Linked DNA regions of Homo sapiens: region 1 is linked to region 2. A link is a loop called in an ENCODE intact Hi-C map of the cell type or tissue named here. Cell type or tissue: mammary epithelial cell. All regions are shown on one strand. Each heading gives the region's core, and the rest is flanking DNA. Links, peaks and the distances in the headings are about the cores only.

Evidence for each region. Hi-C counts contacts between places; a loop is a spot of excess contacts. Peaks named below come from ENCODE experiments on the same cell type or tissue, not always from the same donor. Only the 100,000 strongest peaks of a DNase experiment are listed, where the experiment ranks them.
Region 1: it touches region 2 in a loop (4-fold over the local background); 2 of 110 quality-filtered maps call a loop at or near these places.

Annotation. Positions count from the first base shown.
Region 1 is chr10:101,930,391-101,946,578 of GRCh38, forward strand. ARMH3 (armadillo like helical domain containing 3) reads right to left here. Exons shown (of 26, transcript NM_024541.3): 23 at 9,473-9,548. Among named protein-coding and RNA genes, the nearest start is that of KCNIP2, 95 kb to the left of the region's middle. RefSeq lists an enhancer at 8,219-9,418. In mammary epithelial cell, for the core only: no CTCF peak of the experiment used is centred there; DNase peaks (open chromatin) are centred at 8,181 and 9,041; H3K27ac peaks cover 1,152 bases.
Region 2 is chr10:102,000,411-102,016,598 of GRCh38, forward strand. ARMH3 (armadillo like helical domain containing 3) reads right to left here. Exons shown (of 26, transcript NM_024541.3): 9 at 13,558-13,614; 10 at 12,423-12,466; 11 at 11,313-11,373; 12 at 9,567-9,613; 13 at 8,964-9,039; 14 at 6,130-6,223; 15 at 1,561-1,662. Among named protein-coding and RNA genes, the nearest start is that of ARMH3, 48 kb to the right of the region's middle. RefSeq lists a silencer at 4,116-4,165 and an enhancer at 9,437-9,506. In mammary epithelial cell, for the core only: a CTCF peak has its summit at 9,610; a DNase peak (open chromatin) is centred at 9,591.

The DNA of each region.
Region 1 (16,188 bases), core at 5,581-13,580, 70 kb before region 2:
TATTAGGTTGGTGCAAAAGTAATAGCAGTTTTGCCATTACTTTTGCACCAACCTATAAAACCACCTATAATCCTGCCAACCAGAGATAAGAACATGTTGGTTAATAGCCTCTCAGGTATACGTGTATTCATTTTGGAGACATTCTTTTACCACAATGATATAGCCAAGGTTGCATGGTCAGACATCTCCTCAAAGGACTGAAAGTGATAGAAAACACAAACTCTTCCCACCCAAACTATTTTCCCATCAATGATGCAAAGGCTCAGGCTGACAGCCTAAGTTCCAGTATTGCCCCTGATGTCAGCTTGTAAATAAATATTATTTTGTGTCTCTGGTCCCTACTAAGCCCAGATGAGTACAGAAAAAGGACTGAACAAAGTTGGGTATGGAAGGGGCTGATAAGATTCCCAGACTTGCACAATCAGGACAACAAATTTTTAAAAATAATAATAATAAACATGTATATAGCACTGAATATGTGCCAGGCACTATTCTACATGCTTTATATATATTGTCATTTAGTAATCTCAATAATGACATAGGTCCATTGTTATCCTCACTTTATAGCTGAGAAAACTCAAGGAAAGAATGGTTAAATAACTTGTCCAAAGTAATGGTACAGCAAGGACTCAAACTCAGACAACCTGACTCTAGAGTCCCCACTCTTAACCACTACATTATGCTATCTCTTAAACAGCAGAGGAATGAGCAAACCTAAGAAACAAAAAGGAATGGAAATATGTAGGAAAAAACGGGAGAGGCTCCATTTCTATCTCTAATCACAGTTAAGTTCCAAATTCAGCCTGACTCAAGTTAAGAAATCTGAGCTGTAGTTATCTCAGAAAAGCAGTGGGGGCCGGGTGCGATGGCTCACGCCTGTAATCCCAACACTTTGGGAGGCCGAGGCTCACATCTGAGGGTCAGTAGTTCAAGACCAGCCTGGCCAACATGGTGAAACCCTGTCTCTACTAAAAATACAAAAAAATTAGGCCAGTGTGGTGGTGGGCACCGATAATCCTGGCTACTCGGGAGGCTGAGGCAGGAGAATCGCTTGAACCCAAGAGGTGGAGGTTGCAGTGAGCTAAGACTGCACCATTGCACTCCAGCCTGGGCAACAAGAACAAAACTGTCACAAAAAAAAAAAGCAGTGGGCATTAGGGAAACTGGATATCCACGTGCCCAAAAATGAAGTTGGATGCTTACTTTATATCATATATAAAAATTCACTCAAAATGGATCAAAGGAAGCTGGGTGTAGTGGTGTATACCCGTAGTCCTTGCTACTAGGGAGGCTGAGGCAGGAGGATCAATTGAGCCCAGGAGTTCAAGATTAGCCTGGGCAACGTAGCAAGACCCTACCTCAAAAAACAAAAAAGGATCAAGGACCTAAATGTAAGGGCTAAAACAACATAAAACTCTTAGAAGAAAACATGGGAGAAAACCTGATGACATTGGATTTGGCAATGATTTCTTGGATGTGATAACAAAAACATAAGCAACAAGCGAAAAAATAGCTAAGTTAAATTTCATCAAAATTAAAAACTTGTGCATCAAAGGACACCATCAATGAAATGAAAGGCAACCCATGGAATGGGAGAAAATATCTGCACATCATATGCCTGATAATGAATTAATATCTAGAATAAAGAACTCCTAAAACTCAACAACAAAACACCAAAAAACTCCATTAAAAAATGAGCAGAAGACTTCAATAGACATTTCTCCAAAGAAGATATACAAATGGCCAATAAGCATATAAAAAGATGCTCAACATCACTAGTTATTTAAAAAAATGAAATTAAAGTCACTATGCGATAGCACTTCACACCCGCTGGGATGGCTAGTAACCAAAAAATGGAAAACAGGAGAGAGGCAGAGCAAAAAACAAAAACAGAAACAGAAAACAAGTGTTGGGAAGAATGTGAAGAAATTGGAAAGTAACATGGTGCAGCCACTTTGAGTGACAGTTACTCAAAATGTTATACAGAGAATTACCATATGATTCAGCAATAACACTTCTGGGTACATACCCAAAAGAAATGAAAGCAGAGTCTCAAAGAGATTTACATACACTCATGTTCACACTAGCATTAGTCACAATAGCTAGAAGGTGGAAGCAACCCAAGTGTCCGTTGACACGAAAATGGAGAAACAAAATGTGGTATATTCATACAATGCAATATTATTCACCCTTAAAAAGGAAATTCTGCTACATGCTACAACACGGACGAACCTTGAGAATATTATATTAGGCAAAATAATCCAGTCACGAAGGACAAATATTTTATAATTCCTCTTATATAAAGTTCCTAAAATAGTCAAATTCATAGAAACAGAAAACAGAATGATAATAGCCAGAGGCTGGGAGAAAGAGGGAATAGGGAGTTTGTATTTAATGGGTACAGAGTTTCAGTTGAAGAAAAAGAAGTAGCCCTGGAGATGGATGTTGGTGATGGTTGTGCAACAATGTGAATGTACTTACCATTAAACTGTACACTTAAAAATGGTTAAAATGGGCCAGGAGCGGTGGCTCACGCCTGTAATCCCAGCACTTTGGGAGACTGAGGCAGGCGGATTACGAGGTCAGGAGATCGAGACCATCCTGGCTAACACGGTGAAACCCCGTCTCTACTAAAAATACAAAAAATTAGCCTAGCGTGGTGGTGGGCACCTGTAGTCCCAGCTACTCGGAAGGCTGAGGCAGGAGAATGGCGTGAACCCAGGAGGCGGAGCTTGCAGTGAGCGGAGATTGCACCACTGCACTCCAGCCTGGGCGACAGAGCAAGACTCTATCTCAATTTAAAAAAAAATCGTTAAAATGGTAAATTTTATGTTATGTGTATTTTTATCACAAGTAATAAAAAATAGGGCAAACATAGAAAAAGACTCTAAGAAAATTTCAGGATAAGTTTAGGAGGGGGTTTAGATGCTAAAGTCACACTCATCTAAAACACAGCAGCCTCCAGCTAAAAATCTTAATATTTAATTATGAATGTCTGAATCTCCTAAACTAAGACTTCTTTACCTCACTGCAGTTCACCAAGTCCAGCTATGACCTATTGTAAAACTTCATTTTGCAGCATAAACCAAACTAAGGTAAAACAGATGATTAACCACATGGGATTCAGTATTTGGTTTTTTAATTCTAGCTGTAGTCTTAAGAGATTAGGGTACAGCAACCATTACAATGATATGTAATGCTCCCAGTCATTGGGTAAACAATATTATACCAGCTTCATTTTGGTGCTTTGTTTTAATCTGCATAATGCTTTTCATTTTCTCTAATGGGAGATCAGCAGGGTCTGATTAACAGAAAAAAAAAGGTCATGATTGATAAATTCTAACTCAGTGAAGATAATATGAGCCTACCTGCCACCTCAGAGCAGACAACTGCAGAATAGAAGGTTATGTTCATGTACTCCCTGCTAGTCAAGAGTCAACAGCCCAATGGCTCTGCTTCTATCATTAATCAATTTAGTCCACATTTACTTTTCACTAGACTAAGTTGCATCCTTCAGCTGAAGTGCCTGGACATGAAACTGCTTCTCTCTCATTGGTAACCATTTTGTTAAGTGAATTATAGCAATGCAGCAAAGATTTCAGCCCAAACAGGTGAGTGGGCAAAGGAAGTTGGGGAGACCTCACATCCCTTCCTAACCCTAACTTTGCTATCGACAGTGATTACTGCTTGAAGGCTTATTTCCTGTGACATTCAGAATTCTGTACACAGCCTATTCCAAAGGATGTTATACTCAATAACCCCATTATCTCAGAGGCTGCTGAAAGCTATTCTTGTTCCTCAGCCTCCCCAGCAGTGTACACTTAACCATGTGTGTGTGTGTCTATGCGCGTGCACATGTGCGCACCCATGTATGAGGGGAAGAGTGTTTTTTAGGGTGAAAGAAAACAGCTACATAAGCAAGTAAGAAGGGTGGGTGAGGGGACCACTTTGGCACTGGAACAAAAAGACCATGAAGTGAACAGGAAGACAAGAAGCAAACTCCCTAGGTGAATAATTAAGAGATTTAAAAGAAACACACTAAATTCTCATTCCAAACCCCAGGCTTGTCACTAATCATAACAATATCTGAAAAGTCATTCTTGAAGAAATACTGAATGTCAGCTTAAGGCATTCCAAATAAAGAAAAAAGTTAATACATTAACCATAGTTAAAACTTATCCACTTAAGAAAATTACAGATCAGGAGAATCACCTACTTGCAGTGTGATTCAGTCACTATTTCTTTCTGTGAGCAATCAGAGAACAGGATTTTGAACTCGGTCCTAATAAAATGCTCATTAAGTGAAAAGCATTAAAATTTTAATTTGAAGAGATTCATTAAGGGCCTCAAATTACTTACCCTGAAAGTTGTTTGGTTAGATGAAGGTCAGATTTTAGTTTACTATCTTTCTCTCTTTTGACTAATAAGGTTAATAGCAGACATCTTCCTAAAGTACAAGACCTCACTGGGATTGCCTGCCAAGTGTTGGCAGGAAATATTTAGCATATAAGTCTTCAGACAAAAGTTTCCAAATTTCAGGATAAGTTTAGGACGGGTTTTAGATACTAAAGTCACACTCCTCTAAAACACAGCAGCCCCCAACTAAAAATCTTACTATTTAATTACAATGTCTGAATTTCCTAAACCAAGACTCCTTTACTGTGCTGCAGTTCACCAAGCAGCCCTGCACTGGCCCCTCAAAGTACTCCTTTGTGAACCATTAGATCTGTGGAAGCAGCTGAAGCAACAATTACACCAAGAAGCGGAATCTCAAAGGTGGAGCAATATATATATATATATATATATATACATTTTTTGTATAGCAAAGCAACGACACAACTCTCCTATAGAGAAGAAAACATACAGGGCCCTGTTTGTGTTCCAATAAAGACAGCAGTTTCTAAGCAGCTGCATTTTAAGAATCTCACTGAAGGATCAAACAGGGAGAGGCAAATTGTTTAAATACAAATAACTTTGACAGTTAAAGAACTAGCATGACTAAGCCATGAAAGACAAGTGAAAAGCAAAAAGACTGACACTTGAGCAAATTTATGCTCCGAGTGTGACGAAGTACTTTTAACTTTCACTGTCACAATCTAAACTAAGTATTCTTAGAACAGAAAGGTCTACAGCCTTCCTGCTGCCTTTCACCTGCTAGGGAGACACTACCTTACAGTAGTCATCAGATGCACTGCATTCCAGATCTCAAAGACATAATTTGGAGCTATTGTCAACTGGCAAACTAGTCTGGAAGGCCTCACAGCTGTTTGCTGTCTAAAGACTTCACATGCAACCCAAGCCCTTCTCATGGTTATTAAAGAACATACTACAGAAGAGGTGGCTAAGAGTTTGTTCACTCTGCCTTAAAAATCCTTTTCAGGTGTGGGATCAGCACAAATACCTTTTATAAACAGCAGAAACAAATGCTGCACAACATCAGAATTTTACTACTAAGTGTTTATATCTCTATCCTTGATCATCAACTTGGTGTTAAATATCCCACAGTATTCCTGGATAACCACAGGTCAGATTTTCTGACACAGGTTGTTTTCTAAACCACAGAAAGTAGTGTCATGGGTATATAACACAAGCTATTAGCGAAAGGCAAAGGAGCCTAAGGCAGCACTCATTACCATTGGTTCACTGGAGTACGTACTTCCAAGTCATACTATTTTTTGCTCTCTGCTAAGAGAATACTGACTGAGAAAAGAAAACTCCCTGGACTGCCCTCATTCAAAGCTATCAAGTTCTCCCTACCAAGGAAAGCAAAACACCTTTCAAGGTTAAGGTAATATCTTAACTTTTATAGAAAAGAAAAATTGGCCGGGTGCGGTGGCTCATGCCTGTAATCCCAGCACTTTGGGAGGCCGAGGTGGGTGGATCACGAGGTCAGGAGTTCGAGACCAGCCTGGCCAACATGGTGAAACCCCATCTCTACTAAAAATACAAAAATTAGCCGGGAATAGTGGTGCGTGCCTGTAATCCCAGCTACTCAGGAGGCTGAGGCAGCAGAATCACTTGAACCTAAGAGACAGAGATTGCAGTGAGTACAGATCACGCCACTGCACTCCACCCTGGGCAACAGAGTGAGACTCTGTCTCAAAAAAAAAAAAAAAAAGAAAGGAAAAATGAAGAAATGAAGATGTACTTAGGAAACACTCTGAGGAAGGGTCAAAATGCTAAACCTAAAAAAAAAAAAACTATGGCAATTTCTCAAAAAATTAAATACAGAATTATCATATGACACAGCAATTCCTCCTCTGGGGATATGTCCCCAAAAAGTGAAAGTGGGGTCTCAAACAGGTATCTGTATACCCATGTTCATACCAGCATTATTTATAATAACCAAAAAGTAGAAGCAACTCAAGTGTCCATCAACGGATGAATGGATAAGTAAAATGTGATACATACAGACAGAGGAAGATTATTCACCCTAAAAATGAAGGGAATTCTGACACATGCTACAACAGGAATGAACCTTGAAGACACAAGTGAAATAAGCAGTATTTTATAGTTCACTAGGAGCTTTCATATGCATTACATTATATAATTCTCACAACTACTACCTGGTGAAATAGTTGCTATCACCAGCACCCCCACTTTACAGAGGGTGGATAGAGGCCCACAGAAGCTAAGTAACTTGCTCAAGGTCACACAATAAGTGGTAGAGACAAAAGAAAAAAATAAGTTTTTCCAACTCAAATTTCCATATTCCTTTCAATACATCATGGTGAGTTTTCTGTTTAACCCTCCATGTTAAGTCTTCAATGCAGCTTTACAGAAGGAGGCATTATGGTTTGCAAGAAAGAGCAGCCCTGAACTTGGACTTAGAAGACCTATGATTAGGCTGGGCATGGTGGCTCATGCCTGCAGTCCCAGCACTTTGGGAGGCCAAGGCAGGTGGATCATTTGAGCTCAGGAGTTTGAGACCAGCCTGGACAACATGGTGAAACCACATCTCTACAAAAAAATACAAAAATTAGCCAGGTCTGGTGGCACGTGCCTATAGTCCCACCTACTTGGGAGGCTGAGGTGGGAAGACTGCTTGAGCCTGGGAAGCGGAGGCTGCAGTGAGCAGAAATCGCGCCACTGCACTCCAGCCTGGGCGACAGAGTCAGACCCTGTCTCCAAAAAAAAAAAAAAAAGAAGAAGAAGAAGACCTATTATTAATTCTCAGCTTTGCCAAGGAACAAATATGGGGCCTTCCACAATATACAACATCTTTAAGACTCAGTTTCCTCACTGGGAAAAAGTATATTTTAAAAAGTACATAATACACCCTATAGAGTTTGAAGATTAAAGAAGGTAGCATAAGAAAGAGTAGCACAAAGTCTGGCATTTAATAAGTGAGAATAGATGTCAGAAAAAAAAAGGGTAAACATTTGCAGGCTTAGTACTACCTGTATTTTTCCCTGATCTGGCCTTACTGTGGTGACATTCAAACACTTCTTTCCAATAATCTCTTAAGAAAACTGATTTGTTTGTTTTGAGACAGGGTCTCACTGTTACCCAGGCTGGAGTGCAGTGGCATGATCTTGGCTCACTGTAGCCTCAACCTGACCTCCTGGGCTCAAATGATCCTCCCACCTCAGGATCCTGAGTAGCTGGGACTACAGGCATGTGCCACCATGCCCAGCTAATCTTTGTTTATTTTGTTTTTTAGAGACAGGGTCTCACTATGTTGGCCAGGCTGGTCTTGAACTCCTGGGCTCAAGTGATCCTCCCACCTCTGCCTCCCAAAGGGCCAGGATTACAGGCGTGAGCCACTGAACCTGTCCATGACTGGATCTTTTTGCTACTTTAGATGTATACTGAGTCCGGTTATTAGCAACAGTAAAAATGATGTGATTATTGCAGCAAGTTCATCAGAGAAATTTAAGGAATGAAAATGAAGGTATATGCCTGACAGTCATGCAAAGAGAAGAAAGAAGTTACATGGTAACAAGGCTCAGCCCAGTCCTTTCTTAGCTGTCGGAAAAAGGAGAGGTCAAAAGCTTAAATCAGCTGCTTGATGGCCCTTGGGAAGAACACAGACAGCAGCCAAGCCAGAAACCACTGAAAGGAAAAGCAGAAGATAAGGCAAGTATAAAGGAATGTGATCAAGGAAACAGGCCCCAGATGAAAAGGAGCTGCCTGGAAGGCCTACATAAATACATGAATGAGTCAACACAACATAAATTATACCCATATGCACTTCATACCCTAGCCCAGAACCTGGTGACCTGGTGCTTCATTCAAACACCCACATTTGTCATGCTGCCCTTGGGTCATAAACAGATATTTGGGAGAAGGCAGTTTGTAATTCCTGATTCTTACAGAAAATCGCATTTATCGTAAGGCCTCACCACAGTATCTGGATTATTTGCTAGGTGCAGATATGCATTTATTTGTGAGATTTATAAAATTGTGTTTGATGCAAAATGAGTCTGGTGACAGGTAAGGCAGACCAACCTTCACTGCAATCTTGTTAGCACATCTCACCCCATGCTCCCTCATCCCAGCCCTCTTAACACACAAATTTCACACTTCTCCTTTTATGCCCAGATGTGCCAAACAGGGTAGTAAATCACTGCAGGGACAGGGCATTTTACCTTTAAATAAAAAGAAAGAAAAGATATAGGAAAAAAATCACAGACCAGCTTTGTCACACATTAGAATCTATACCAAGTTGTAAATGTGCATTACTATTACTAGGAATGTCTGGCAAGGCTTACATCTGGAGCTAAATCAAGTTCCCCATCTGTTGGGTTTGCCTCTTTTACTCAATGTTAATTTTTCAATTGTTTATAAGAACAGTGTAATAACTGTTGAGAAAATGAAAAATCAAAGGCACAAAGGGAGCAACGAACAGAAGAAAAGTCGAATTTAGGTTTCCCAATGGTGAAAGCACTTTCTCTTCTCCATTTACCAACAGCTCACACCTGTGCATGGGTGGTGCCTCCTCAAGACCCTGACCAACTCCATGCCTGACACAACTTTATGCAATACATACAGCACTCTGTAATTGTCTTGCTGTTTCATAAGCAACCTAAAATGACTCAGCCCCATGGACTCCAATTGCCTCTGTTTACCATAAATAGAAATAGTCACGTAAAGTAAAAGGTCAACATTCTAGATCTCCATGAATCATTCACTGAAGTCATGGAGAAAAGCTGAAAATCTTTGGAGAAAAGTTTTCAGATGACCTATACATAGAGAACACTCTGGCAACTAGCATGCCTGAAAAGGGCTTATAACCATCTCTCAGTAAAAAAATTCACAGAACAGCCAGCACTTTGAGCTGTTTCAATATGATAAAATAAAAGCCTCGTGTACTCCTGCTTTTCTTGATCAAGTACGACAATTTTTCTTCCACTCCTACAGACATCAAGGCTTAAAATAGTAGTAGTGTTCAACACACTTTACTTAGAAAGGTACAATAAACCTCAGGAAGAGCCAAGGAACTCTGCAAGAGATACTTCTCATTCCTTACCTGATATTAACCAATGCATGGGTCACCTTGCTAGCTGCTTCCTTCCACTGGCCTGCATTGGTAGAAAGCCTCAGGACTGCAAAGAAGGAAAGAACACAGATCTGTCAAACCCCCGGCATAAAACACAAACATGAGGAATGAAGACACATCTCAGAATAGCACTCTCAGAATAACCAAACAAAGCCTGCGCCAATCTTCTGTTAAAAACATCCTCAGCTTAGATAAAAATACAAGGGCTTATAGAATTCTCGCAACTATTTTCACTCCAGTTTTTTCTCTAACTTCTTTTCACTTTCTATCAAAATACTCTACTCCTTCTCTGCCTTAGGTTTTCCCTCCCCTCTGCTAACCGGGTTCCATAACTTAATTTTTGCATGCATTTACAATCTGCACTGGGGTGGTGATGTGAGGGTAAACTTGTTGCCATATCTATCATTTCCCTAATGGTGGGGGCTGATTTAGTGGAACTGGCTGGCTTAGTTGATGTCCCTTCCTGCTCTATGTATATGCATAAACTCCTTAACATATAAACTCAGTCAAACAGGACACATCCACATAGAGGATGGTCATGTGTCAATCAAGGATTAACCTTTTTTTTTTTAATTATACTTTAAGTTCTAGGGTACATGTGCACAACGTGCAGGTTTGTTACATATGTATACATGTGCCATGTTGGTGTGCTGCACCCAATAACTCGTCATTTACATTAGGTATATCTCCTAATGCTATCCCTCCCCCATCCCTCCACCCCACAACAGGTCCCGGTGTGTGATGTTCCCCACCCTGTGTCGAAGTGTTCTCATTTTTCAATTCCCACCTATGAGTGAGAACAGATTAACCTTTTTTTGCTCCTCTGACTTAACTGTTTGACCTGCAAAATGAATCTACAAGAACGTTCTTCCCTTGTGTGACCAAATTCTCTCCCTTTTCCAAACTCACACAGAGAGGAAAGATAATAGAAATATAGACCTGAATATATCCTCTATCAGCTATGATCTTCAGAGCCACACATGCCATTTTAGAAAAGAGACAAAACAGCACAAGTGCTCCTTGAAAGAGCAAGCACATGGTAGGCACTCTAAGTGTATGTTTTAATGAATGGCTAATTAATAAGGGCTAAATATGCAGAGAGCTTACTATGTGCCAGGCACTGGACCAACTTAGGTTATATGTAATGTAGCATACAGATGAGGAAAACCAAGACTCAGAGGAGACAAGTACGGTAACTGATTGCAGTCATTCACACAAGTTGTAAGTAATGGAGCTGGAATTCAAACCTGGAGGGAAATGACTCAAGAGCCTACATTTATGTAGAGAAGTAACTACAAGATCTCTGAAGCCAATGGTCAGGGTCCAAGTCCAGCCCCTACCACCTACTAGAAAATAACAGCAATACCTATATGAAAGAATTGTTATATATAAAGCTCTTAGATTAGTGCCTGCCACATAGTAAATAAGTTTTAGCTATTATTAATTTCAACAGACTACCTCCCAAATGAATGAATGAATGTACCTGGACTTTCCCAAAAGAAAAAAAGTAGGGCCTCACTAACATTAAGAAATGTGTGACCAATCTGTATATGACCCTCATAGCTGAGTACCATCACTATGTACGCCTGACCAAGATTCTGAAGAGCTGCAGCAGAAGCTCTATCAGAGGGAGGGCCTGTGGCTGTGATGGGGGAAAGAAAGCTCATCTGGCTGCTCTACGTCTGTTCCAGCAATGTCTCACATTTATAAATTCATGCAATTTAATGAAAAAGAAGACAGAAGACTTAATAAAACACATCAACAGTGCTGCTTTTTTAATTTATAAGATTTAGTGCAAGGGAATTTGGTATAGTTCCAAGTTAGAGCTCTACAGTCTAAACTCAGGTTTCACTGAGTGCATGTGAGAATTTATTCATGTAATGAACAAAATTGTTTCAGGAAGCCATACATTTATTGTTCAACTCAATTGTGAAATTTATTTTTTTAATTTTATTATTATTATACCTCAATTGTGAAATTTATTTAGATGCATTGGTTTTTCACCAGATCCCCCACAAAAATCACAAGTTCTCTGATGGTAGAACCTAGACATTTATGAAATGGAGCTGAATTTTGCCTCCTCACATTTTCACAGAGGTATTGAACTCTGTCCACGGATTACTTCTCTGTAATATCCTGTCAGCTCTGTTCCTTACTGAACAGGCACCCAGATGACCTCATCACTACATTTCCTTTGGAAACACCATTGGTTTTTACATTCTTTTCTAAGCTACCAAACTGAAACACAAAATTATTTCAAAATTCCCTAAAAGCCTCAAACTAAAGCCATCATTTATGTAGTAAATTATAGTACACAAAAATAATATGCAGCCATTTAAAAAGAGACATGAAAATTACAAAAAAAATGAATTGTATGTTAAAAAACACAAGCTAGAAGGATATCATGATTACAACTCTGTAAAACTATGCATGCATGTGGGTTAATATACAACAGTGAAAACAGTGGTAGTACTAGAACCAAGGAATTATAAGATTTTAATTATTTTCTATGCTTTTTCTTTAGTATTGGTAATTACCTTTGATTTTAAAAACAAGAAAAGACAGCTTAAAACATAATGTCATTTATGGTTCTGGGTAGCTTCTGTGGAAGTCCTTCCCATACAGTGGGCTTCACTGCAGCCAAACAGGAAGATTAAGTGTGTGCCTTTATCAAAAATGTCTTAGTGAGCCGGGCACAGTGGCTCATGCCTGTAATCCCAGCACTTTGGGAGACTGAAGTGGGTGGATCACTTGAGGTCAGGCATTCAAGACCAGCCTAGCCAACATGGTGAAACCCCATCTCTACTAAAGATACAAAAAAAAATTAGCTGGGTGCCGTGGCACATGCCAGTAGTCCCAACTACTCAGGAGGCTGAGGCAGGAGAATTGCTTTAACCCTGGAGGCACAAGTTGCAGTGAACCAAGATTGCACCACTGCACTCCAGCCTAGGCAACAGAGCAAGACTCCATCTCAAAAAAAAAAAAAAAAAATGTCTTTCCTCTTCTAGCCAAGATGCAGTAACTTACCCTCCTACCTTAAACAACAGAAACCTGGACAAAACATATGAAACAATGGTTGTCAGACATTGGAAAACAAGCAGCATAGAATTGTGATCCCCTAAAAGGAGGAAAACAAAGAAGGTGAACCCTACAACTGCCCTGCAGAAAAGTTCCCACACTGCAGGGTTGGGAAGAGGAATCTAAACAGAAGCTAGAAGTCTTGCCAAGTTGTAGACATAGAGATCAGCATTTGGAGAGGCCAAGACATCTAGAGGATGTGGGGCAGAAAGCTGGCAAGGAGGGAGTTTGACAGACAGCTCTGCAGATCCCTTACATCTCTTGCAGACACTGATCTATGCATATGGAAGAAGAAACTACCCAAGGCCGAGGGCGAAGAACCACTAGAAAGGAGAAGAAACTGAGGAGCTCACGGCACGCTCCACAAAGAAAATAACTTATGTTTCCACCAGCAAGAGTGGAAAGACCTAGTAACACATGGAGTATCAGGCAGGTTCTGGAAATGGGTACTGCATTTGTAATGGGACAAATTAGCCTACATTCAAGGTTGCTCTTGATCTACCCTCAACCCTTAAAAGCAAACCCTGAAAAGATCCAACTGATTCCACATAACATAATCAAATTCCAGAATAAAGTCCAATGTTACATAAAAGAAACAGAACAAAATCCAGCATCCACATCATAAAAATCACAATTTCTAAATTCTAATAACAAAAATAACCAGGCATGCAAAGAAACAAAAACATATGAACCATAAGAAACAAAAAAATATACGAAGCATAAGCAGAGGGAAAATCAGTCAGTAGAAACAGACCTAGACGTGAAGAAAGACAATGGAAGGAGAAGACAAGGACAATAAAATAGCAATTAGAGGCCAGGCACGGTGGTTCATGCCTGTAATCCCAGCACTTTGGGAGGCCGAGGTGGGTGGATCACGAGCTCAGGAGATCGAGACCATCCTGGCAAACACGGTGAAACTCCGTCTCTACTAAAAATACAAAAAATTAGCCGGGTGTGGTGGCGGACACCTGTAGTCCCAGCTACTCGGGAGGCTGAGGCAGGAGAATGGCGTGAACCTGGGAGGCGGAGCTTGCAGTGAGCCGAGATCCTGCCACTGCACTCCAGCCTGGGTGACAGAGCAAGACTCCATCTCAAAAAAAAAAAAAAAATCTATTAGAAATACGTTCGATATATTCAGGAAGACTGAGGAAAATTTGAAAATGATGAGGAAAGAAATGGAAATATTAAAAAAGAAACCCACGGCTAAGCACAGTGGCTAATGCCTATAATCTCAGCACTTTGGGAGGCTAAGGCAGAAGGATTGCTTGAGCCTATATATATATATATATATATATATATATATAGAGAGAGAGAGAGAGAGAGAGAGAGAGAGAGAGAGAGAGAGAGAGAGAGAGAGAGTCCAAACTGAGAACAGAAGAGCAGGGTCAAAAAATTTGAAGAAATTATAGCCAAAACATTTCCACATTTGATGAAAACTAAAAATGTACAGATTCAAAAAGTTCTAAGAACCCCAAGCAAAATAAAGAAAACCACGCCAAGGCATGTGATAATCATATTGTTGAAAACCAATGATAAAGAGAAAATATTAAAAGCATTCAGAGGCCAGGCATGGTTACTCACGCTTGTAATCCCAGTACTTTGGGAGGCTGAGGCGGGTGGATCACCTGAGGTCAGGAGTTCGAGACCAGCCTGGCCAACATGGCGAAACCCTGTCTCTACTAAAAATACAAAAATTAGCCAACCATGGTGGTGCACACCTGTAATCTCAGCTACTCGGGAGGCTGAGGCACAAGAATCGCTTGAACCCGGGAGACAGAGGTTGCAGTGAGCCCAGATGGCACTACTATGCTCCAGTCTGGGGGACAGAGTGAGACTCCATCTCAAAAAAAAAAGAGCATCCAGAGAAAAACAAAGATATTATGCACAGAGAAACAAGATGAAAACAACGGACCTCTTACTAGCAACTATGTAAGCCAGCAAATAATCAAATGAGATTTTTAAAGTAATGAATGAAAAATTTTATATTAAACAAAAATATCTTTTTAAAAAATGGTGTTCTACTTCCAGCATGGCAGAGTAAGCCCACTAAAGCCTCTATCTCCTGCTGATTACAGCTAAAAACTCTAGACAAAACATGAAAAGTAATTATCTGAGGGCTCTGAAAATTAAACAAAAGCAGACAGATTATAGAGGGAAGTCAAAACTTGGAGAAACGCTCACAAGAGGGTCAGTTTCCAGGTTTTATTTTTCCTATTTTCTCTTACAGCTTTGCCCCAAGGGTCAGCCAGTTCCAGAGCTGCATAGTGGAACTATGTGGATGGCTAAAACTCAAAAGGAATCCTCATCTTTCTGGAGAAAGAAATTGAGAGGCCAGGCGCAGTGCCTCGTGCCTGCCATCCCAACACTCTGGGAGGTCAAGGAGGGTAGATCACTTGAGTCCAGGAGTTCAAGACCAGCCTGGGCAACATGCCGAAATCCTGTCTCTACAAAAAATACAAAAATTAGGCTGGACACGGTGGCTCGCGCTTGTAATCCCAGCACTTTGGGAGGCTGAGGCGGGTGGATCACCTAAGGTCAGGAGTTCGAGACCAGCCTGACCAACATGGTGAAACCCCACCTCAACTAAAAATACAAAACTTAACCAGGCGTGGTGGTGCATGCCTGTAATCCCAGCTACTCCAGAGGCTGAGGCAAAAGAATCACTTGAACACAGGAGGCAGAGGTTGCAGTGAGCTGAGAGCGTGCCTGGGTGACACTCCAGCCTAGGTGACAGAACGAGACTCTGTCTCAAAAAAGAAAAAAAAAAATCCAGAAGATTATAACCAATCTCTGAGTGTATACAACATAACATTAAAAATGTCCAGGAGGAGGCCAGGCTCGGTGGCTCATGTCTGTAATCCCAGCATTTTGAGAGGCCAAGGTGGGCAGATCACCTGAGGTCAGGAATTCGAGACCAACCTGGCCAACATGACAAAACCCCATCTCTACTAAAATACAAAAAATTAGCCAGGCATGGTGGCAGGCACTTGTAATCTCAGATACTGGGGAGAATGAGGCAGAAGAATCGCTTGAACCCAGGAGGCAGAGGTTGCAGTGGGCCACTGCACTCCAGCCTGGGCGACAGAGTAAGACTCTGCCTCAAAAAAAAAAAAAAAAAAAAAAAAAAAAAAAAGTCCAGGAGGTAATCCACAATTACTCATAAAGAACCAGAATATATAATAAAACAAAAAAAGTGACCAATTCTCAAAAGAAAAGACAAAAAACAGATATCTGAGATGGCACATATGTTAAAATTATCATGGACTTTAAAGCAGTTATCATAACTATGCTCCATGAGGAAAAGGTAAACATACTTGAAATGAATGGAAAGATACAAGTTCAGCAAAGAAACTGAAGCCATAACAAAGAACCAATTAAAATATTTAGAAGTAAAGCTGGGCACAGTGGCTAATGCCTTGTAATCCCAGCACTTTGGAAGGCTGAGGTAGGAGGATCACTTGAGCCCAGGAGTTTGAGGCTACAGTGAGCCAAGAGTGCACCACTGCACTCCAGCCAGGGTGACACATATTTAGAAGTAAAATATGTACTATGTGAAATAAAGAATTCACTGGGTGGGCTTAATAGCAGAATAGACTGACAAAGGAGTC
Region 2 (16,188 bases), core at 5,084-13,083:
AGGAGGATGGGGTATTAGTGTTTAATGGGTATAGAGTTTCCATTTTGTAAGATGAAAAAGTTCTGAGGCCAGGTGCGGTGGCTCACACCTGTAATCCCAGTACTTTGGGAGGCCAAGGCGGGCAGATCACTTGAGCCCAGGAGTTCAAGACCAGCCTGGGCAACATGGCGAAACCCCGTATCTACAAAAAATACACACACAAAAAAAATATTATCCAGGTATAATGGTGCACACCTGTAGTCCCAGCTACTCAGGAGCCTGAGGTGGGAGAATCACCTGAGCCCAGGAAGTCAAGGCTGCAGTGAGCTGAAACCACACTACTGCACTCCAGCCTGGCTGACAGACTGAGACCCTGCCTTCAAAAAACAGAAAAATAAAAAGTTCTAGAGATGGATGGTGATGATAGTTTTGTTGTTTTTTTTTTGAGATGGAGTCTCACTCTGTCATGCAAGCTGGGGTACAGTGGCGCGATCTCAACTCTCTACAACCTCCACCTCCCGGGTTCAAGCAATTCTCCTGTATCAGCCTCTCGAGTAGCTGGGATTACAGGCACATGCCACCACGGCCGGCTAATTTTTGTATTTTTAGTACAGACAAGGTTTCACCATGTTGGCCAGGCTGGTCTTGAACTCCTGGCCTCAAGTGATCCTCCCGCCTCAGCCTCCCAAAGGGCTGGGATTACAGGCATGAGCCACCGTACCCAGCCAGTGATGATGGTTGTACAAAAATATGGAAGTAGGTAATGCAACTAAATAGTACATTTAAATATGGTTAAGATGGTAAATTTTGTTATATATACTTTACCACAATAAAAACAAACATAAAAATTGTGAACACTCACATAAATCCTGTATAAAGAAAAATGCTAAGTAGGGGAAAAAAAACAAAACTAAGATATATACTGGATAGAATTTGCTGTGTCTCCTTCCAACCCCTTCTCAATCCTAGGACAACTACTCCACTACTCTACCACCAAGTAAAAGGCCATGGCAAAATCACAAACAGAGGAAAAACAGGAAATCACACAACAAAACCTCAAACTTTTCCAACACTCAATCCTCTCCCACTTCCACTCTTGCATTTCTAGGATGGGTATTGACACTTCTATTTTAAGTGTTCAAGAACAGAGTCCCTCTGAATCTCACCTCTTCCTACTGTACTGTGTACGACAGTCCTCTAATTCTCACCACGAGCTGATGCTTTCAGTTCCTGTCCTCAAAAGGGAATTCCCTGAAGCGTGCTAATCCCTCCACTTCCCACACATAAGAGTCTGCATCTACTTACCAAGATCTGCTAAGAAGATTTGCTAGCTTTCAAAGAGACCAATTTTTTTCCTGTTCTATTTTTGAGTACTCCCCTCCAGCTTCAGGTTTTCCCAACACCACCTAATTGCCATCTAGCAATTAGGTGAGACATCACTATTTTCCAGCAATGAAGACCATGTACACAAGGCCCCAATAGTTCATCTTGTCAAAGCTTCAAAATATTAATGTTGCTCTTTGATGCTAGCTGCCTGCCACACCTTTGACTTCCTGAGCCCCCAAAATAGCTATGGCTTACCTTTGGTGTCCTGCATGACAATTGAGCTATACTTTAAAAAGGTTATCAGTAGATTACTGGTCTGTACATCTGCATCCAGTGGGAGTTCCACAGAACTTATAACTGGAATAGAACAGATAAAATGCACTTAGCCTGCAACATATTCCATCTAACACTTCTACCCACATAGCCAATTTGCCAGCAGGCAAAAAAATCACTAAATAAGCTTTTTCCACAACAGAGGGAGGACCAAGTGCTCATCACAAAACTTTTATCTACTCTTCCTAAGCCTGTAGAGCCCCCTTCCTATTCCCCAAATTAAGCCCAGTGACCTGCTCTCCTATCTAGGGCCAGTCTCCAAGAACGGTGCTTTTTCTCCCAACATCCTGGGAAGGGTATGTTGATTCCACTTCCTGCCCCAAGTATCCCCAAAGAGTTTAAGGCCCTTCTTAAAGAAACTTCGATTTCTACCTGAAGGAAAGATCTGTATTGAATATAAATGAGTTTTACTTTGATGGGTCTCCTGCTTGAAATCAGTGAAGATTCCTCCCTAACAAGGAGAAATCTTGCTGAATTTTGAGAACAAGTCTTTAGGCTGGACGTACCCATGATAGAGAGGGGAAAATGTTAAGGCAGAACTATATTCAAATTCTACCACTATTAAGTGGCAGACTTCCCTTCCCCGCTTAAGGGAACTGAAAGTAATAGTAGACTGAAAACAGATGAACAGGTCAAGCGCAGTGGCTCACGCCTGTAATCCCAGCACTTTGGGAGCCCGAGTTGGGCACATCACCTAAGGTCAGGAGTTCGAGGTCAGCCTGGCCAACATGGTGAAACCCCATCTCTACTAAAAATACAAAAATTAGCTGGGCATGGTGGTCGGTGCCTATAATCCCACCTACTAGGGAAGCTGAGGCAGGAGAATTGCTTGAAACCGGGAGGCGGAGGTTGTAGTGAGCCGAGATGGCGCCACTGCACTCCAGCCTGGGTGACACAGCGAGACTCTGTCACAAATAAATAAATAAATAAATAAATAAATAAATAAATAAATAAAAACAGATGAACATTACTGATTGGAACAGCCTGGGAACTGAGTTTTACATACCTAGCTGATGTTTCTAAGAGAAATCCCCCACCCAGTTCTCTGAGCCACAGTCCCAATGAACAATGACAGATAATTGGCCTCTAATGACCAGGGCTGACCACAGAACACAGTATTTTCTTTTTTTTTGAGACAGAGTCTCGCTCTGTTGCCCAGGCTAGAGTGCAGTGGTGCCATCTCAGCTCACTGCAACCTCCGTCTCCTGGGTTCAAGCAATTCTCCTGCCTCCGCCTCCCAAATAGCTTGGATTACAGGCACCCACCACCATGCCCAGCTAATTTTTGTATTTTAGTAGAAACAGGGTTTCACCATGTTGGCCAGGCTGGTCTTGAACTCCTGACCTCAAGCAATCCACCCACCTCGGGCCTCCCAAAGTGTTGGGATTAAGGCATGAGCCACTGTGCCTGGCCCAGAACAAAGTCTTAATGTAGGCTTCCCAAAATTCTAAGACTTTAAATTAGACTCAGACCTCTTGTTAAGTGCTTTTACACTGCCTAAGACACAATATATAAGTTAAAAGGAGTCTTATAATGGCCCAAAAAAGCTAGAGAATCTATGGCTTTCTGCTACATTTTCAGCCATGAAGACTCAGTTGACTTTGGGATATTACTCATAATATGTATTCATAACCATAACAGATCCCTCTGGAGTTATTACGACATATGCAGAGAACATTTATGAACAGTGAGAAACATTTGCATTTTATGAACCCATAATAAACAGCAAGCACAACAAAAAGCCTTATGAAAAGAAATCAGCATGCCCAACCCCTGGCTATTTTCCCAGTTAGGCCTCCAAGAGCTAATATAAGACAAATATATTTTTATGTTGAAATACTAAAAGGTTTTAATTCATGTTATGGGTTAATGACCCAAGACTGTCATTTCAAACCACAGCCTGTTTTGAAGCTCAGAACCCGTAATCATCCCTTTGTCCAATACAAGGAGGCACCTAACTGGTAAGTGGGGCTTTTTTCCTGCTCATACACAGCAATAACTGGAAAACTATCTTATATAATATGTAGAAATATAGAAGTATATGTATTTTTAGTTTACCAGAAAGTCCTCTCATGCCAAGGCTGAGTTGTCAAATGTCAAGTCTGAGCTGAGAACAAATGTTATAGCTAAACTGCCGGCTTTTAAAAATATGGCTCTGGTGACATACCTTTAAATATAAGTGGGCTACTGAACACCACTATAATTAAGATCTAAAAATTAAAAACAAGGTTGTAATACTTAGGAACCCTACAGAAGGAAATGAGTTAGGAGACAGGGAAAAGAACAAATAGAACAGAGACAGAATAAAATCCCTCACAAATTAAAATCTTCTTCCTAAGGAAGAGTCATTCCTTGATCTTTGGCTTCATAATTCTTCCCAGCAGCTTTTGTCAAGGGAGACAGTCATTTGAAAGTGGGCTGACTTGATCTTCCCACTAGAAAAAATAAAAGCTCACTGGTTGTAGGTAAGTAAGCACAAATCCTACCATTGCATAATCAAGTGTGTGGGTGGAAGTGTTCACAATGAACAGTTTGAAAGGCAGTTCTCTGAAGCATCCAAACCCCAACATCACATGGAACTCATATATATATATATGGCTTTTGATATCCATGGTAACCAGGCAGGGTTCATTCTTAAAGAGAAAGTACTGTATTTCCATTGGGTTATTCTGTGGCCTGAATAAACAGAGACAAGTAGGCAATCCTTACTACTTGCTCCTTCTCAGTAAGATATTTTGGGGCTGGGCATGGTGGCTCATGGGTGTAATCCCAGCACTTTGGGAGCCCGAGGCAGGCGGATCACCTGAGGTCAGGAGTTCGGGACCAGCCTGGCCAATACAGTGAAACCCCATCTCTACTAAAAATACAAAAATTGGCCAGGCGTGGTGGCTCACGCCTGTAATCCCAGCACTTTGGGAGGCCGAGGCAGGCGGATCACGAGGTCAGGAGATCGAGATCATCCTGGCTAACACTGTGAAACCCCATCTCTACTAAAAATACAAAAAATTAGCCGGGCATGGTGGCACACACCTGTAGTCCCAGGGAGGCTGAGGCAGGAGAATCACTTGAACCTGGGAGGTGGAGGTTGCGGTGAGCTGAGATCGCACCCCTGCACTCCAGCCTAGGCAACAGTGCGAGACTCCGTCTCAAAAACAAATAAATAAATAAAAATAAACATACAAAAATTAGCCGGGCATTGTGGTACATGCCTGTAATCTCAGCTACTCAGAAGGCTGAGGCATGAGAATCGCCTGAATCTGGGAGGCAGAGGTTGCAGTGAGCCGAGATCACACTACCACACTCTAGCCTAAATGACAGCAAGACTCTGTCTCAAAAAAAAAAAAAAAAAAAAAAAGATATTTTGGGATTTGGCTTTCAATTCTAAACAGATCCAATTTGCTACCATATATATAACTAACAATGGCACCTCCCTGTCATAGTTCTGTACTGTTTATACTGCCTGGAAATGTTACTGCCACGGGTGGTATATGAAAACTTAAAGGAGAGAAAGAATAAAGAAGGTCATTTCACGTACAAACAGTGGGGAGGCAAAAAGAAAGTATCAAAGTTGGATTGTCTGTACTTCTTTACCAAAACAAGGTCAATCTTTGAGCTACAACATCAAATATTAACATAGATTGTTTTTAGGTTACAATATTCCACCAAACACACTCAGCCTATAATAGACCTCAAAATTTTTGGCAAAAATTCATAATTTCTTTTCTGTTGCCTTTTTCTTAGGTTCCAGCCATAAGATTTATGAAGGGGAAATTTTCACCGTTGTTGTCTTGAGGGAGATAAATCTTACGTATCCACCAAACTCCCAATTATAATACACTCAAAGCCTGTCCTTTCCAACTGGGAGTGGCTGATAGACACATAACAGTGAGTGAGTGCCAGGTTCACATTCTCATTCATTTATTCAACAAATATTTATTAAGCAAGTACCATGCTGGGCACTATGCTAGGCATTTAGTAGTAAACAAAATAGACAAGATCCTGCTTACATGTTTGGGTTCTCAGTCTCTACTCTCACTAATCTTAGGCAAACTGCTTCATTTCTCTGGCCTTAATTCCCTCATTGATCAAATGGTAACATCAGATAACATTACTATTTTACATTCATTTCAGTGCTTTATAATCACAAGGTGACATTTTTCACAAAATATCTCATCTGAGCCTCACAAGGACTCTGAGAGTGTGGCAGGACAGGCATTACTGACCTTGCAGGTCTAGCACTCCATGCCTCTACAACTACTCCCTGAGGAGGAAAAGCTAGAGTTATGTAAGCTTCTTTTACAGAGAAAATCACTGGACTGTCTTTTTCCAAAGTTTTCTTTGGAAATTTAGGAGGCCTGAAGGATAGTACTACAGACCAATTTAGTGGGAAAAATTAACAACTACGTAGGTTCTTTGTTGAACACAGCTATGCTCACTCTGAGAGATCTAAGATCATATTAACCAAGAAAAACAAAGTGGTGGTGGGCTCACCATCAGAGGAAGGCGGTGTGGTCCCAAGTGGTGTGACTGGGGTTGTAGGAGCAGGACTGACAGGGGTCGTCACCAAGCCCATTTCTGGATGGCTCTGAAAAAGATACACAGATGTGTAAGAAAACAGAAAATCCAGTTCTCCCTGAGTATCAAGTGCCTAATACCAATAAGGACTGGTATTCTGGACCTTATAATTTTTTTTTTTTGAGACAGCATCTTGCTATGTTGTCCAAGCTGGTCTCGAAATCCTAGGCTCAAGCACTCTCCTGCCTCAGCCTCCTGTGTACGTAGGACTACAGATGCATGCCACTGTGCCCCTAGTCTCATAATTAGAAAGCTCACTGAGGCTGGGCACAGTGGATCACACCCATAATCCCAGCACTTAGGGAGGCCTGGGCAGATCACAAGGTCAGGAGATCGAGACCATCCTGGCCAACACGGTGAAACCCCGTCTCTACTAAAATACAAAAAATTAGCCAGGCATGGTGGTGCATGCCTGTAGTCCCAACTACTTGGAAGGCTGAGGCAGGAGAATCACTTGAACCCAGGAGGCGGAGGTTGCAGTGAGGTGATATCACGCCACTGCACTCCAGCCTGGTGACACAGCAAGACTCTATCTCAAAAAAAAAAAAAAAAAAAGAAAAAAAAAGCTGAGAAGGGACTACTTCTGTATTTCGTTCTCATGAGTACTTGATTACGACTGATGCTTGCTAATCTCTAATAAGCTCTGTGTGCTAATTTATCTTAAGCAACTAGGTTCCCATTACATAAGTTTTTCTGTGGCACCACAGACATTTAAAAAAAAAAAAAAAAACTGGGGTCAACAAATATACAGGATTATTCTACAAGAGAGCAGAGAACATTTGCAATCCCATCCAGACCTGGGATCTCATCAGATCAACCTAAAACACATCAATAGGCTGTTCTGATAACCAAATAATTGACTAGCAGATGTAGATGAGTCAAGGGGATACCAGGTACTATAAAAAGAGCTATTCAGCCGGGTGCGGTGGCTCACACCAGTAATCCCAGCACTTTTGGGAGGCCGAGGCAGATGGACCACGAGGTCAGGGGATCAAGACCATCCTGGCTAACACAGTGAAACTCTGTCTCTACTAAAAAAAAAAAAAAAAAAAAAAAAAAATTAGCCAGGTGTGGTGGCAGGCACCTGTAGTCCCAGCTACTCGGGAGGCTGAGGCAGGAGAATGGCGTGAACCCGGGAGGCAGAGCTTGCAGTGAGCAGAGATCGTGCCACTGCACTCCAGCCTGGGTGACAGAGCGAGACACCATCTCCAAAAAAAAAAAAAAAAAAAAAAAGCAAAAGAGCTATTCAGATGGCGGCCTTCCTGTTCCACAACAAACAAAAGTGTGTGTGCCTTCATTGGGAGGCAAAGACATGGTGAGACACCCAGTAGGGACCAAAACAGATGACTCTTCTGTCCCTAACCTTTCTTAGCCATCCCTCCCACATCAGCTCTTGAGAATTAAGCTGAGTGATAGCTGTTTTTAACTTCCCTTTTCTTCCCTAACAGCTTTACCAGCACTTTACCTTCCTCACCTCTTCCTTTACAATCAGTTATAGGATTTGGAGAGCAGATAAGAAACGAGTGAAAATAATAACTAAAGTCTCTATGTTATCAGTCATGAAAACTCTTAAGTGTTCTATGAAGCAGATCTCAAACCAGCATGATGCTTTTTAAGCATGACCTTATTTTTGTGTTAAAATTCAAATCAATAGATTCCATATACATCTACCCTTTGAGAAAAAGCATAAGCAAACTTTCCCTTAAAATAACCCTACATACATATTTTAAACAGTCTGGCTTTAAGATAATAACACTTTATCAATTTTTTAAAATGGCTTTCATGGACAGCTCTTGAGTTCTTGGTCTACTTTAGTCCTCTTCTATGCCAATTACTGTGGCTATCCCTCAGGCATGTGACCCATCGCTCAGTATTCTGGGGGTATTTTTGTTTGTTTTTTTATTTTGTTTTATTTTGTTATGTTTTGTTTTTATTTTATTTTTTTTTGAGACAGAGTCTCACTCTGTCACCCAGGCTGGAGTGCAATGGCGCGACTTCGGCTCACTGCAAGCTCTGCCTCCTGGGTTCACGTCATTCTCCTGCCTCAGCCTCCCAAGTAGCTGGGACTACAGGCGTCCGCCACCACGCCCAGCTATTTTTTTTTTAATTTTTTTTTTATTTTTAGAAGAGACAGGGTTTCACCGTGTTAGCCAGGATGGTCTTGATCTCCTGACCTTGTGATCCGCCCACCTCAGCCTCCCAAAGTGCTGGGATTACAGGCGTGAGCCACAGCGCAGGGCCCAGCGCTCAGTATTCTATGACTTCCTTTCAATGTATGTAAACCACGTTATCTGTTAACAGCTAACCTTAACCTGGCCAGGATATTTTTTACTTTTTTCCTCTGGAAATTGGTGAGATAATAAGGTGAGTGGCTTGGCCTATTTTATCTCCAGTTGTAATTCCACAGTGGTGTGGAAAGCAGAAAGCCCAATATAAAAATCCACATAGCGGATAATACCAGGGATTTCTAGTGAGCAAAATGAAGTCATGACAATTCATTTGGGTTAACAGGATCAATAAATTGGCCAAAAAAACTAACTTTGCACGTTATTAGACCCATTTCAGCACCAATGGAAACATACATATTTGAGGACAGCAGGAAACAAAGGCAACTGATTCAACTCCTTGTTACTACCACTTACCAATGCAAAGCAGGGTTTAAACAAGTACAGCCAGATAGGCTTTTCAATGGAATTAATCGGTATGAAATTTAGAGAGAAAAAAACACTGGGATTTTTAATGTGACCAACCTGAGCTAATACTGTGATGAAGTTGCGATTTAAATGAACAGCTTCATAAAGTGCCAGAAGAATGGCCTCATTGGTTCTAAAGAAAAAGAGAACAAATTGGAGCAGTTTTTATAGTGGGGGGAGTTAAAACAGTATAACCATGAAGATAAGATTGGATTGCACCCCAGCGCCTCATTATCAATTCCTTTGCATTTCTAAAGTTCCCCTTTACTTGCCATTTGGGCGTATGCAAAAGTGTATAGGCAGGAGTCAGGGCCTTCACTTTAATTCCTTAGGACCAGTTCTCATCTACTTCATTATCTTCCCTCTGTTTTTCCACCTCAACCCAGTTAAGTCCTCAACTGGCTCAGACACCCATCCCTCTTTTGTTTCATTGCAGAGATAGTCTGGCAACAGTTGTTCAGCTTATTGTCGCTCAATACATATGAAAAGCAGAAATTTCTAAGGGTCCATTAATGTTCAAAACCCATGAAACATTTGAAAATCACCAAAAAAGTATGATTCTGTAAAAGATTAGCAAGAGGTAACACTGCACACTCTCATATCCAGCAGGACAGCCCACACTAAAGTCCAAGTCACTGCACAAGAATGTCAGGCACTTACTGTACTGAGATTTTCTCATGGGCATCTGCTATGAACATGCTGCCCACCTGTGGAAGAAAAGGGGAATTGCAAACTTATAGCAGGAGGATATGAGAGGAGCTTTATGCCTAGGAAGCCTTTTATCAGTGAAGAAAACAAGCTGCTTCCACCTGGGGAGAACTTGGAACTCTAGGCCATAAGTCACACACACCAAAACCAGCCCACTTTGAAAATCTTAAAAGACTCATAAGTAATAAATGAAATAATGAGAATCCTACTAAATCATCTTGCCTAGTAAATCATCTTGCCTACTAAATCACCTCGCTTTAAAGAAAAAGCCTAGTACTTTTGTCCAACTCTCCTTTTCAGTGTGTAAGTTTAGTCCCTCTGACAGTTAACCTACACATCTTCATCACTCTGTATCTTTCCTAGAAGTTGCTTATTTGAAGTCAGAAACTAACTTAGGAAAAACTTCACAGGAAGCAGGCTGACTTCAACCAACATAAAGCTATCTTTGGGAACAATATTCAGGTTTCAGACCAAAGCTGTCTATATGAGATCCACTCTCCATTTTTCAGATAACAAAATCTTTAGTTTGTGTCCTAGTCAGAGCAAGTGAATAAGTAAATGGAGTAGGCTGCCTCTAATGTGTATGATATCAGAAGCACTAAGATGCCTACACCCACTAAAAAATACCTCTTCCACCTCCTTAATTATGCTTGAAACTATACACAAACCTATGCTCCTAGAGCTTCATGTGTTTGGTACAAAACTTTCTGAAAACTTGACTGAAAGGCAGAGATATCTGGGAGCAGTATAATTGTATCTAATTCATTTCATCAAACACCAGTACAAAACTCATACTTCTCTAGCCCCTGAGAGACTTCACTCATTTACATTTTGGAGTTAAAGAGTTTATCAGGCCCCTTCCTGAGAACAGGCTGAGAAGGCAGAAGGAACAATTCGTAAGCAGTGGAGGAAAAAGAATTGCAGAAGTGGAGGAGGAGAGGGGGCAACTACTTCTTGCAACTAACCAAAAAATTGTCTTGCCCTAGAGCTGAATACTTGGATAATAATGCCCGAAAGACAGACTTTCTGAATCTGCCTAGATTCTAGAATCTCCTAGATTTATCTCTTCAAAATCAGTCCCAGATTATCTGGTACCAAATGCCAAGAAACCTTGCCCTGGAGTCTTGCCAGCTGGACCAATAACTTCCCTAAAATTCAGACCTCTAAGCCCAAACCCTAAGCTATTAGAAGAGTGGCACAGATCTACTGCACGATCGCTCAACCCTAGGACCAGCTATGAGGATCAAACAGCCATGGCAGACAGCAAAGGAGCATTCAGGAGAGCACTCAGATCCAAACCCTACTATACCGTGTTCCACAAGGTCAGTGCCTAAACGGAGCCAACTCTTTAGGAAGCAAATTCTGGCTTAATGTGTACCTTTTCTTTAGCCTTTAAAAAATTAATTAATTAATTAATTAATGTGGAAAAACTAAGTGCCAGAGAAACCAAAGCTCTCCTTTCCCCATCTCACTTGGTTTTGAATCTCACTAAAGGTACATCAAAAGTGGGGATTCAAAAAAAAAAGAAAGAAACTCAGTAAAGGAAATACACTCCCCAAGAAAATCTGCTCTGAGCAGCCTCTCTCTTGTCATCATGCCATCACTTCAAATATCTGAACTTCGGAGCCCGATTTGTCCACCCCTGCAGACCACACTGTTTCTGTTTTTTTCAGGAGAAAAAAAAAAAGCAGGACTTACCATATTTGTTAAAGCAGAGAAAAAACCACTTTGGTGTTCTTCTTCCTTGTCTTTATACTGCCTAAACAAAAAGAACTAAATTCAACTTTAGGATTGTTTATCAATTATGTCTTTGTCCTTGACATTTGGGGTAATCAGGGCAGAGCACTCTTAAAATTCTCTGACTCCAGAAAACTAAAGCATTATGACAATCAAGCATCATGACAATCCCTGCAAGCTAAGAGTCACCTGTCTGCTCTTGAGGTAGTGTGTACCAAAATGCCTGGCTACTTTGGGAGAGACTTAGACTTAGAAAGCAGGCTGCAAAAGTGCCCTAACATATAGCTGATCCAGTTACTTCTCAAACAATCTATTACTTGAAAAGTGTGACAGTAAAATTACTTTAGGGCTACAACACTGAAAATCTTGTTTCTTTTTAAAGGAGGAGGAAGGAAATCAGTAAACTAAACTCTCTGCAGAGATGGGACAGATTTGAAGTTCTGATACCCAATTGTGTGTGAGAAAAGTCTAGAGAGGAGCATGAAAGATCCTGCCTGGCCCTTGCCAGAATTAGGGATACTTCTGGTTTCCATTCACTAATGTCAGATCCTTCCAGCAAAAGGGAAAGCAAGCATCAATGAAGGGAGCCCCCAGGAGAAACAGGGACTCTGGGAAGTTGAGGTTCATTCCCAATAAATAAGAAACATCTGTCAAACTAGGGCTACCTAATATACTTTCTCCTTTTATATATTTTTTAAGATAACAAAAAAGCAGTCTCCACAACCTTTTTTACATGGAAAATACTTGTATGATACACTGGACTAAATGGAAGTGCCCACTTGTGGCTGGAAGACTAGTTAAAATGCTCTGTAATAAAATACCAAAAGTTGCAAAGGAATGTGCCTAACTGCCTAAAGAGACACTAATCTGGTGGCTACTTTTCCCCTGGTGTTAAAAACAATCCCTGCTAAGGCCATCAAGCAAAGCTAGAGCAAATACATCTGCCAGGGGCTGTACATCTGAATACTCTTAGACTAGGTAAGGGAATTTGACCCAAGAACTCTAACAAAACTCTAACAACCAATTCAAATGAAAATCAGACCCCCTTCCATTCTGGAAAGGTGGACTTACCTGTTGTACTCAGATAAAGCCTGAGCAATTACAAGTCCCATTCCCTAGAAGGGAAAAGATAGCACAGGTGAAATAAGACAGTAGCCTTTGGGAGTTGGTGATGATGCTAGAACAAGGTCAGAAAGAACACTAATTAGCCCAAGAAGTCCTGCCTGAAAGTTGGCGACAAGGACAGAAATTCTGAGAGGCACTGTCAAAGCATCAAAAGGAAGTTCTTTGGGAAGACTTTTCGTATCTAATTATCTTAATGTTCCCAGGTACAATTAAAATGGATTATCAAGCGGTGAAACAGACCAGCCCAGATTGTTGACAATTTCACTGGGATCATTTTCACTTTGAAAGAGAAGATCCAGTTAGAATCTTCAAACAAAAAGCCCTCAAATGTCTCCAAAACAGTCACAGCAAGGTGACAATGAGTCCATGCTAAATGAAGGTGCACATAGATAAGCCACTTTCTTTAAAGCCACAGGAATGTAAAGGCAAGTAGCATTCAATAAATGTTAAAGTGACTTATCAACTTTCCCCCAGAACCTGTGATGCATAACACAAAGATCAATTAAGGCCACAGCATGAATCACGTGTGCATTTTTTCCATAAAGGAAATTGGAAAGAAGGAATAGGGTATGATGGAAAGGGAATAAAGCAAGACACCTGGTCATCTTCTTCCTCCCTATATTCAGAGATCAGATGTTATTTCTCAAACTTTCAAGGATACATATAGTAGATACAGATCATCCCCCTGTTTCAGTTTCACCAAGTCAGGCTATAAATACTATCTGGCTAGTTCTAAAAGAAGGAATCTCCCATCATTTAGTCATCTAAGCTTTCTTATTCTTGAATGTGTAATTTATTGACATCGTAGGATAATCAACTTCAGCACACTATAACATGAAACATAACCACTTCATCATGATTAGCAAGCAAATGTCCCCTCAAATCTTCCTTCCATGATAATAAGTCAGAAGACAGTAAAACGGTAGCACTGACGCACTAAAAAGAAATATTAATTCCCTCTCTATAACCGGATGAAATTGACAGAATAGCTCTCTGCTCTCTGTTCTAAATGTACTTTCACTGAAAGTAATACCATTGAATGCAAATAAGTAAGACAATACACAAGGATCCAGATACTCACATTGAGTGTGGCCTCATCATCCACGATAGACAGCTTCACAATATAAGGATTCACAGACTGTTAAATAAGAGAAGAGACTCCAGGTAAGTCTGACCTAGTTAAGAAAGCCCGTTAGCTATCTTTAAAGTGTTAACAAAAATGCTTCCATAAGGCCCTCTCTCTACAGTGATGCTCCTGATACACAGTCCCAATCCATATTGCCTGCTGACTCCTCCCATTTCCAGTTAATTTTTCAGTGTGTCTGGGCATTCATCAAGTGTACACACAAATACACATACACACCTCAGTTCTGTTCTACCATTAGGCTAAATCAGTGCAGGCCTTATGTCCATCACTTCTACGATCTTTCCCTCTTACTTGCATCTAAAAAGTAAGTGAGTGCTCCACAACACTCATTTTGTCCTACCCTACCAATAATTTACTAAGTCCATACAGATAGCTGTCTTTTGGGGAACATAAAAGCTTCTTGCCATAAGGCACATATTTATAAGTTGCTAACTTATATTTTCATCCCAAAGGCTCCCTAACCATTTCACAAACTACATGCAAGGACTGATTCACCCACCCGTAAAGCAAAGCCACCTTGGGGTGGAAAGTGGCAGCTGCTTAACAGCCAGAGAGGTCATTTATGGAGATCTGATACCCAAATAACACTGCAGGGAGAACTGAAAAAAAGGATGTAATTACCCAAACAACAATCTGGTCAGGACACTGGAATTTAATGATTGTCCCATCACTTAGAGCACTGGAAGAGTTCTTGGGTTTTTCCAGACCCAATCTCAGTTGGGCAGCATAAATGGTCATATATTTAAACTCATAAAGCAACTGGATCATCTCCTACAAGGGGGATGAGAACCAATGACCTCTCCTTACACCTATGGGATGTGAGGAAAAATTTCATATAAATCAGGCACCAATTCTAATCCAAGAGAGGCAAGGAACAATAGTTCTCAGACTGGCAGTTTCTACAGCTACCAAAAAAACTCATAACTAAGAAACTTGAAAACCCAACTGAAAGGCTCATTCCCCACACAGACCTATTTAACCAAGCTTCTGAGGGCATCTTTCGCACGTCAACTGGGAACAGAGAAAGAGACAGCTTTGCTTTCTTAACAGCCCAAATGTTTATAAGGTTTAATGCAACACAACTTAAGGGGTAAAACCCACTCCATTTGTTACTTGATCTGACAGAAGGAAGGCTCTCAACATTTCTTCCTATAACCAACAGTCAAATTCTGCTGATTCTACAGACCTCAAGGAAGCTCCCATGCAAGTGGGTCCTTGGAAAAGAAAATCAAGCAAAATCGGCTGACTTAGATATGCTGCCATGATGAGAGTAACACTAGAAAGAGCAGACCACTATTTCTTGGCATAATTTTTGAAGGTTCTAGTCACCCAAAAGTAGACTGTTTAAGGTTTTGGGATTTTTTTTTTTTTTTTGAGACGGAATTTTGCTCTTGTTGCCCAGGCTGGAGTGCAATGGCATGATCTCAGCTCACCACAACCTCTGCCTCCCAGGTTCAAGCGATTCTCCTGCCTCAGCCTCCTGAGTAGCTGGGATTACAGGCATGTGCCACCACGCCCAGCTAATTTTGTATTTTTAGTAGAGACAGGGTTTCTCCATGTTGGTCAGGCTGGTCTCAAACTCCTGACCTCAGGTGGTCCGCCTGTCTCGGCCTCCCAAAGTGCTGGGAATACAGGCGTGAGCCACTGCACCCAGCCTGTTTTAGGTTTTAATTGGGGTCATCTGATTTCCAAGCAAACGTTTGCATTCTAGTTCTTCTGCTTATTAATTGTGACGAATTAGGCACATAAAGCTAAGTTTCTATTTCCTCATCTGTAAAATGAGGATATAGATTGAGTATCTCATCTAAAATGCTTTAGGGCTGGGCACGGTGGCTCATGCCTGTAATCCTAACGCTTTGGTAGGCCAAGGTGGGAGGATCACTTGAGCCCAGGAGTTCAAGACCAGCTTGGGCAACATGGCAAAACCCTATCTCTACAAAAAATTTAAAAAGCTAGCCAGGCATAGTGGCACACGCCTGTAGTCCCAGCTACTCGGAAGGATGAAGTGTGAGGATCACTTGAGTCCAGGAGGTCAAGGCTGCAGTGAGCTGTGATCACGTCCTTCCACTCCAGCCTGGGTAACAGAGTGAGACCCTGTCTCGATCAATCAATCAAACAAACATTTGGGATAGAAGTACTTAGGATTTTGGATTTTTTTTTAACATTTTGGAATATGTGCATTACACTTAGCTGTTAAGCATCCCTAATCCAAAAATCTGAAATACTCCAATGAGCACTTCCTTTGAGTGTCATGTTGGTATTCAAAAAGTTTCAGATTTGGGGGCATTTTGAATTTCAGATTTTCAGATAAGAAATGGTCAACCTGTATTTTTTCTCCTGGGGTTGCTAAAAGGCTTAAATGAAGTAAGACACATCAAATCCTTAGCACAATACCTGGTACATGCTAAAGGCTTAATAATTGGTACAGGTAGCTGTGTGTTTTCCTCTTTTACATTATTATCACATTCAAAGGAAAGCTCTTTAGGAAAAAGGCAGTGTGGGGAGAAAAGGAACAACTTAATTAGACATAACAAACAATGTGTTAATTTCTGAGAAATGTCATGC